Linked DNA regions of Homo sapiens: regions 1 and 2 are each linked to region 3. The links are chromatin contacts, found by Hi-C or POLR2A ChIA-PET in ENCODE. All regions are on one chromosome and are shown on one strand. Each heading gives the region's core, a stretch centred on a gene start or an enhancer-like site at or near the end of the contact. The rest is flanking DNA. Distances are from core to core; before and after follow the strand shown. Region 1 holds the start of POU3F2 (POU class 3 homeobox 2). Region 2 holds the start of FBXL4 (F-box and leucine rich repeat protein 4). Region 3 holds the start of USP45 (ubiquitin specific peptidase 45).

Evidence for each region. A loop is a pair of places that touch in the nucleus more often than their neighbours do. ChIA-PET counts read pairs that join two places held with the same protein, here RNA polymerase II (POLR2A). Pooled maps may share reads with other maps.
Region 1: a loop to region 3 is called in a pooled map, with 13 times the contacts of the local background. The contact joins the promoter of POU3F2 here to the promoter of USP45 in region 3. A Hi-C loop is called at or near these places in 11 of 50 pooled maps. POLR2A ChIA-PET finds 5 or more read pairs at or near these places in 2 of 52 experiments (A673 and H1).
Region 2: a loop to region 3 is called in a map of naive thymus-derived CD4-positive, alpha-beta T cell, with 5 times the contacts of the local background. The contact joins the promoter of FBXL4 here to the promoter of USP45 in region 3. A Hi-C loop is called at or near these places in 4 of 168 maps with a recorded cell type or tissue (B cell, CD8-positive, alpha-beta T cell and naive thymus-derived CD4-positive, alpha-beta T cell), 3 of 37 single-sample maps with no recorded cell type and 14 of 50 pooled maps.

The regions. Positions count from the first base shown.
Region 1 is chr6:98,833,249-98,835,948 of GRCh38, forward strand. POU3F2 (POU class 3 homeobox 2) reads left to right here and starts at 1,326. Exons shown (of 1, transcript NM_005604.4): 1 at 1,326-2,700. The coding sequence starts at 1,626. RefSeq lists a silencer at 1,267-1,336 and enhancers at 1,975-2,044, 2,043-2,639, 2,640-2,700.
Region 2 is chr6:98,946,548-98,949,247 of GRCh38, forward strand. FBXL4 (F-box and leucine rich repeat protein 4) reads right to left here and starts at 1,399. Exons shown (of 10, transcript NM_001278716.2): 1 at 1,259-1,399. RefSeq lists enhancers at 289-478, 1,282-1,793 and silencers at 919-1,228, 1,526-1,820.
Region 3 is chr6:99,514,135-99,516,834 of GRCh38, forward strand. USP45 (ubiquitin specific peptidase 45) reads right to left here and starts at 1,289. Exons shown (of 18, transcript NM_001346022.3): 1 at 1,258-1,289. RefSeq lists enhancers at 297-1,204, 1,205-2,110 and silencers at 1,027-1,126, 1,177-1,546, 1,857-2,076.

The DNA of each region.
Region 1 (2,700 bases), core at 76-2,575, 680 kb before region 3:
CTCTGGGCGGCTAAAGAACTGATGGCGCGACGCGCCCGCGCTCCGTAGAGCGGCGCTGCGGGTGCATGGTCCCATAGTCTTGCTCTGGAGTTCACTGCTGAAAGCTGAGCTGGGAGCTTGGCCAGGGAGCGCCAAAGACATAGACTAACCCCACCCGCTAGCGCCCACCGAAGTTACTGATTAGGAAGGTTCCCCTGGCATCAGCCCATTTGCTTCACACACTCTTCCTCCTTCCCAAGGGGCTAACGGAAAAGTTGCACCTACCAGCGGTAGGAGCACGGGGAATCGCGCACGCAGGCCCTCCGCGCGGCTTCCCGGAGCGGCCTTTGGCGACTGCGCCGCCCCTACAAGGCCGCACACCCCTCGCCAGCACTCCGGCAGCCTCGCACAAGACGGAGCCCACGCAGGCTTCTAGTTTTCTAAACCAAAAACTGCACGCGCCGGCGTGTGAATCTGACGGAGAGACTTTTAGAGTTTTGTTTGGTTTTCAGTTCAGACCGCTACGCTGTCAGAGCAAGCAACTCCGAGCCTTGATGGGAATGACTTACAAGCCGCGGTGCGGGCTGAGCCTGCCTCTCTCGGGGTTCTTTCCCCAAGGGAGTGGGAGACAATTGGGCCTGGAACCTAAAAGGAAGAGAGCCTGTGCTAGCCGCGGGGTAGAGGGGAAGGAGAAGAGCTTTGGGCCGAAGTGTCCGCACACCCTGGAGCAAGAGACACTTGTGCACTGAAATTCTAACCGTGGGATGCAAGGAGAGTTGAACAGGGGAACAGGTCTGGCTCTTGGCTCTAGGTTTAAGAGATACACACTGTGTGTGTGTCCCTAGGTGAATAAAAATCCGACTCCCGCTGGCTCGGTGCGACCCAGCTTTTCCCTTACCCCCTCCGTTTCCCCATCTTAAAGCCCTATTGGGAAACGAAAGTGGACACCACTGCCTCCCGCCCCCCACCCCAATCCAAGTCTTCCAAGTGTCTGTGGCCGATAAGAGCACCGGGACCGCCCCCCTGCCGGTCTTCTCTGCCTGGGAGACAGATGGGGGGCGGGGCCCATCCGAGAGAGGGCGGAGGAGGCCCCGGGTGAGGAAGAAGCGGGGGGGTGAGAACTGAGAGAATCTGAATCGGGAGGCGAAGGGGACGGGGAGGAGGGCTAGGAGGACTCCGAGCCCGGGGGAGGGGGAGGGAGTAGCTCTGCGCCAATCAGTGGCGCCGGCCTGGGAGGTTGCTAGCGGTATCCACGTAAATCAAAGGGCGCGGAGCCAATGGGAGGGGGCGGAGGGGGCGGGGCCCAGGCGCGTGCCGCTGCGAGCCGGCGCTGCCAAGAGAGCGGGAGAGAGCTGGAGAGAGCAGGGAGAGGGGGGAGCGCCGAGCTAGTCAGAGAGTGAGCGAGAGCGAGAAGGAGGGAGAGGAGGAGAAAGAGAGCGAGGGCGGGCGGGAGGCGGCGGCGGCGGCAGCAGCAGCAGTAATAGCAGGAGCAGCAACAGAAGGCGTCGGAGCGGGCGTCGGAGCTGCCCGCTGTGGGAGAGAGAGGAGACAGAAAGAGCGAGCGAGGAGAGGGAGCCCGAGGCGAAAAAGTAACTGTCAAATGCGCGGCTCCTTTAACCGGAGCGCTCAGTCCGGCTCCGAGAGTCATGGCGACCGCAGCGTCTAACCACTACAGCCTGCTCACCTCCAGCGCCTCCATCGTGCACGCCGAGCCGCCCGGCGGCATGCAGCAGGGCGCGGGGGGCTACCGCGAAGCGCAGAGCCTGGTGCAGGGCGACTACGGCGCTCTGCAGAGCAACGGACACCCGCTCAGCCACGCTCACCAGTGGATCACCGCGCTGTCCCACGGCGGCGGCGGCGGGGGCGGTGGCGGCGGCGGGGGGGGCGGGGGCGGCGGCGGGGGCGGCGGCGACGGCTCCCCGTGGTCCACCAGCCCCCTGGGCCAGCCGGACATCAAGCCCTCGGTGGTGGTGCAGCAGGGCGGCCGCGGAGACGAGCTGCACGGGCCAGGCGCCCTGCAGCAGCAGCATCAGCAGCAGCAACAGCAACAGCAGCAGCAACAGCAGCAACAGCAGCAGCAGCAGCAGCAACAGCGGCCGCCGCATCTGGTGCACCACGCCGCTAACCACCACCCGGGACCCGGGGCATGGCGGAGCGCGGCGGCTGCAGCGCACCTCCCACCCTCCATGGGAGCGTCCAACGGCGGCTTGCTCTACTCGCAGCCCAGCTTCACGGTGAACGGCATGCTGGGCGCCGGCGGGCAGCCGGCCGGTCTGCACCACCACGGCCTGCGGGACGCGCACGACGAGCCACACCATGCCGACCACCACCCGCACCCGCACTCGCACCCACACCAGCAGCCGCCGCCCCCGCCGCCCCCGCAGGGTCCGCCTGGCCACCCAGGCGCGCACCACGACCCGCACTCGGACGAGGACACGCCGACCTCGGACGACCTGGAGCAGTTCGCCAAGCAGTTCAAGCAGCGGCGGATCAAACTGGGATTTACCCAAGCGGACGTGGGGCTGGCTCTGGGCACCCTGTATGGCAACGTGTTCTCGCAGACCACCATCTGCAGGTTTGAGGCCCTGCAGCTGAGCTTCAAGAACATGTGCAAGCTGAAGCCTTTGTTGAACAAGTGGTTGGAGGAGGCGGACTCGTCCTCGGGCAGCCCCACGAGCATAGACAAGATCGCAGCGCAAGGGCGCAAGCGGAAAAAGCGGA
Region 2 (2,700 bases), core at 149-2,648, 570 kb before region 3:
ATATGTACCATTGTACAGAGTACTATAATCGCATTATTTCATCACGGCGTGAGTAAAGAAATTATCCATCTTACAATGAGTTGACTTATCTGATTTTCAAATAACAGAAGGGAAGAGTTTGAAAATGCAGAGTTCAGAAAAGCCAACTTTTGGCGCAGAAGTTTAAAACAAAGTTAGTACTCAGAACATAAGTATGGAAAGAAGAATCCAATTCAAGGAACTTTTAGAGTGCCTACTAAAGCATAATGCACATTTCCCTCAAGTCCTTAATCTGATAAAGGACTATTGGAGCGCTGATGACTCTGGATGAATCTCTCTCTACTCAACCAACAGATACAATATGCGGTACAGGATAATGGAGGCAGGAAGTGAGCCTGAAAGAAAAAAATATATACCTATAGCTGAACTTAAGAAACCAAGGAGTGCACGCAAGAACCAGAAAAGGCAGCTTGTGTCTGTGAACAGACCAAAGCAAGCAGAGATCCCTGCACCTGGTGGTAATGTGCCCTCCGGAGCACAAAGCCAGACGGGCATCCTGCCAACGCAACTACCTGACCACAGGCTTATACCATCTTCACCTTCTATAATAGTTATTTGTATACTGTATTTCAATCTGTGAATGCATCTCGAAGGTTTGTGGCAATGATTACTGGGAAATCAAGGAAATCCAAAACCACCCGTTATAAATATGTCGACAAGGAGGCCAAGTAGATGGTCATCATCACACTCTAGGGGCACCCCTAAACCTAAACACAGAAACAAGGTTGTAGCTGGGCACCCTGTAGCAGTCCTGAAGAAAGAAAACAGGCCTGGTTAGGCAAAAACCATCGGATGTCAGAGGGAAATCAAGGCAGCAGGCACAGGAATCACAAGCACAGGCGGGCATGTGGCCGACGCGTGGCTGCCGGCGCAGCACTGAGCGCGGGTGTGGGGCGACCCGCAGTCCCCCGCGGTGTAAACAACCCTGAGCCGCGCACACGTCCGAACGACGCCTCACAGCCTGCAGGCAGACTGTAGCGTAGAAAGAGCCCGAGGCACGTCAGCAGTTCTCAAGGGCCCCAGCAAGCCCCGCAAGCGTGAAGCGGAGGCGCGGGGGCGCGGGGCCGCGGGCGGGGAGGGGCGGGCAGCGGGGGCCTCTGCCAGGCGTCCAGACTCCCCAAAGCGCGGAGCTGCGCGCTGGCTCGGCCCCGGCCCCGCCCCGGCGCCAAAGGAAGAAGACAGAGACCCACGGGAGGGAGAAGTAAAGGAAGGGCCGTACCCTGCAGGGTCCGGGAGAGGCGCGCGCCGCGGGCTTCACCAGCGACCAGGCAGCGCGAGAAGGCCTGGGTGCGGGGGCGGCTCCCCGACTCTCTAGATGCGGCACAACCGCCGCAAGCCCGGCCTAGCGCGACCCGGAAGGAAGACGCGGAGGCCGCGAGGAGCGGCGGGCCCGGGGAGGCGGGGCGGAGCCGGGGAGGAGGGGCGGGGCCGCGGGGTTGGGGCGGGGCCGGGGAGGCGGGGCGGGGCCTGGAGGGAGGCGGGGCGGGGCCAGAAGCAAAGCCGGGCGTTTCTCCCATGGGAGGTGCTCTGGGTCCTACGGACAGCCCGCTCCCAGGCCAGGGGGAGGAGCTTTCTGCTGGCTTCCTAGCTCCAGTGGTGCCCGTGTAAAGGGCCTAGGTCATACACAGCGGGTAGTGTCTACAAATCCTCTTCGGAATAATCCCTTCCGAGTACCGGCTCGCCATGTGTAGTGTGGTCCTACAAGGACTTCTTCAGTCCAGACTTGGTGGATCAGATGATACATAGGTAATACGGCTGGTACGCATACGTAGAGGAAAAGTATAATATACATTATATGCACTCTGAAGGTATAATTCACCTAGTTTACAAACCTCCTCTTCCCTGCATACAAATCCTGCCTGCAGGCTCATTTCCATACCAACGTTCAGAAGCCTCTGACCATTACCTCTGATGAAGAAGATGGTCTGGCAGCCTCTCTTACTCATTTTGATTTATTTTTGGTAGATTCAGTATGGCACTTTATTTATTTATTTATGTATTTTTTGAGACGGAGTCTCGCTCTGTCGCCAGGCTGGAGTGCAGTGGCGCGATCTCGGCTCACTGCAACCTCCACCTCCCAGGTTCAAGCGATTCTCCTGCCTCAGCCTCCCGAGTAGCTGGGACTACAAGGGCGCCAAGCTAATATTTTGTATTTTTAGTAGAGACGGGGTTTCACCATATTGGCTAGGATGGTCTTGATCTCCTGACCTTGTGATCCACCTGCCTCAGCCTCCTAAAGTGCTGGGATTACAGCCGTGAGCCACCGCGCCCGCCCTTGGCACTTTTTTTAGTTTGCATCATATTTATCTTGTTACAAAATATCCACTAAGATGGAAAATATTTAATAAAATGTTGAACTACACATTATTTGCTGTCTGAATGCTCCAATGAGGCAAACCAGTAAGGATATTTACTTATATATGAACAGAATCAATATATGATATGCAATATACATTGTATACAAAAAAATTAAAATTTTTATTTTCTTCAACTTTTTGATGCATAATAGCTGTACATATTTTCAGGGTATATGTGATAATTTGATTCATTTCTGTAATCAAATCAGCATAACTGGGTTACTCATCCCCTTAAATATTTATCTTTTCTTTGTGCTAGGAACATTCAAATTGTTCTCTTCTGGCTATTTTGACATGTACTATT
Region 3 (2,700 bases), core at 39-2,538:
GAATTCATGGCTGACATTTATTACACAATGCAGTATGGATATAAAGGCTCATCATAATAGAAAAAGACACAAGCGGAGTCTGGAGGAATCACGTGTAGGCTCCTTATGCGGTCTCCCTCCCAAGAGGGGTCAAACAAAACACATCCTTCCTCCATCAGTGAAAATGCAGCAGTTTCCGCGCAGGGAAGCCCATTAAAGACTTGGTGTCCCGGATTTTTACAGAAGCTGGTAATTTCGGCATAAAACATACTGTTCAGCACAAACCCAAAAATCTAAGTTCCCAGATGCCAAACAAGCACCAACATTGCAAGCAGTCCTTTCTAAGGATAGCAGTCTTAAGGCCTGCTATGTTAACTCTTTTTAGCACAAATATGTTCTGGCCATTTTTCTCATGCGGTTTTCCAAACAATAAACTTTACAGTTTTCAAGTCACCATCACTTAACACTTGTCTTTTCTCTAAAGTAGGATGTGCAACTAAGTTGTTTAGAAAGCTTTGTTTTTAAACAGGCTATGCAAAAAGCCCATATCCTTAAGAAAAAAAAATCCTTTTTTCCTACTCTTGGGCAATTATTTATGGGGGTTGGAAAGAGAAGAAAAGGTCACTATCTCCTTTTATATACCAAGCTCAAAAAGATGAGCAGCACTTATGGTTTTGCTGTGTATCACGCTCAGTTCTAAGCACTTCACAAATATTAACCCACGCAACCCTCACAACCACCTTAGGAGATAAGTTGCTATTATTTTCCGCATTTTACACTTGAAACTGAGAAAGAGAAGTGAAGTGACTTGCAGAGGTCCCAAAGCCAGTAAGCGGTGGATGGAGATGCGGACCCAAGCAGTCCGGCCCCGGAGCTCCTAATACACGACGCTTCCAGAAAAGTCATTAGACAGGCTTCCTCCGGTCACCAACACACACACACCCCGAGGATGTGAAGAGAAATGCGCCGCGATGAGGCGGACGGAAAGGTGTGGGGCCGCCGCGCGCCCAGGTCACCAGGGGACTCGGGCCCCTCCCAGGCCAGCCCCGACGCCCAGGGCTTCTCCCGCAGCCGCATGGACCCGGAGCCGGCAGAGCGGCGCTCACACGGCCCTCGGTGACCGCCCGGCGCCCCCAGGGATCAGGAAGCCGAGTGGGGTGGGGAGCCTCTCTTCCAGCCTCGCCCACCCACAAGGGGGTCAAGGTCGCCGAAGCGAAGACCGAGAAACTGCGGCGACCATACCGCCGCTGCGACCAAAGCGCCGCGTTCTCAACTCACCCCGCCGGGCCGGGCCGCAGCGTCTACAACCTGGGGAGACTGCGCCTGCGCGCTCGTCCCGCTCCCGGCAGAGGTGGGGCCTCGTTCGCCCGCCCCCAGCCAGGACCGGGAGGGTTCCAGGCGGCGCGCCCGGGGCCCGGGAGCGCGGGGAGGGGTGAAAGGGCGGGGCCGGCTTGCGTGGCGCCTGCGTTCTGCGTGTCCGCAGAGCCCGGAGAGTCCCTGATAATCTAAGACTCATAGCCACCGACTAGCAATTTGTTAGGATCCTGGGCCAGCGTGCGCACCTCGGATGTTGCAGGAGTCCGGCTTAAGTCCCACTTGTTGCTGGGCACCTTCTGAAACAGCCTCCGATTTCCCTCCGTTACCCTCCTCTGAACTCTTTTTTTTTTTTTTTTTTTTTTGAGACGGAGTCTCGCTCTGTCGCCCAGGCTGCAGTGCAATGGCAAGATCTCGGCTCACTGCAACCTCCGCCTACCGGGTTCACGCCATTCTACTGCCTTAGCCTCCCGAGTAGCTGGGACTACAGGCGCCCGCCATCACGCCCGGCTAATTTTTTGTATTTTGTTTAGTAGAGACGGGGTTTCACCGTGTTAGCCAGGATGGTCTCGATCTCCTGACCTTGTGATCCGCCCGCCCCGGCCTCCCAAAGTGCTGGGATCACAGGCTTGAGCCACCGCGCCCGGCTCCGCCCCCACACCCCCGCCGCCCCCTGAACTCTTAAAGTCACATCTAACATTCGTCATATATTATTGTGGTTTTTCCCCCATTGCTGTTGTCTTACCTATCCTTCTCTCTTCCTAGCTAGATAGTACATTTCTTGAAATACACCTATACCTCCTCAAAGCCCGGTTATCTGTTGAAGTGGCCAGCACATTGCATGTTTAGTAAAAGTAGTTGGTTTGAAAATATTTTGTTTCAATCATGGATATTGCAAATGCCAACACTGGTTATGGATAGGTTCTAAAAGTCTCCTGATCTTTCACAACTCTTCAGCCAAGGGACAAATGTGGCTTTAAGGATAAGAGCATTGGCGTAGAAATCAGAAGATACGAGAGTTAAAATTGCAAACACTAAATTTTTCTTTAAAAACTCTTCTAACAGTATTTACATGTGGAGAACTTGGCAAAGAAGGTTGATATTTGCTTATATCGTACTTAACAAGGACCATTCATTTAACAAACATAATTGAGCACAGATATGCCAGTTGCTGTTACAGGTATAGAGGTACACTATCATTTTGGGGTTAGGATAATTTTTTTCCCTAGGGAAAAAGAAAATATTCCTCAAATAAGAAGAGGTCATGTGGTGTAATTTTGAAGGCAAAATTGTCTACTTCATAAATCAAAAGCTTTCATGTATTTTAACTTTGGATTTGACCTAGAACTTGGAAGAACAAGAACAAGCAAACTTGAGCAAATCTAAATAATTTGCATCTTAATTGTG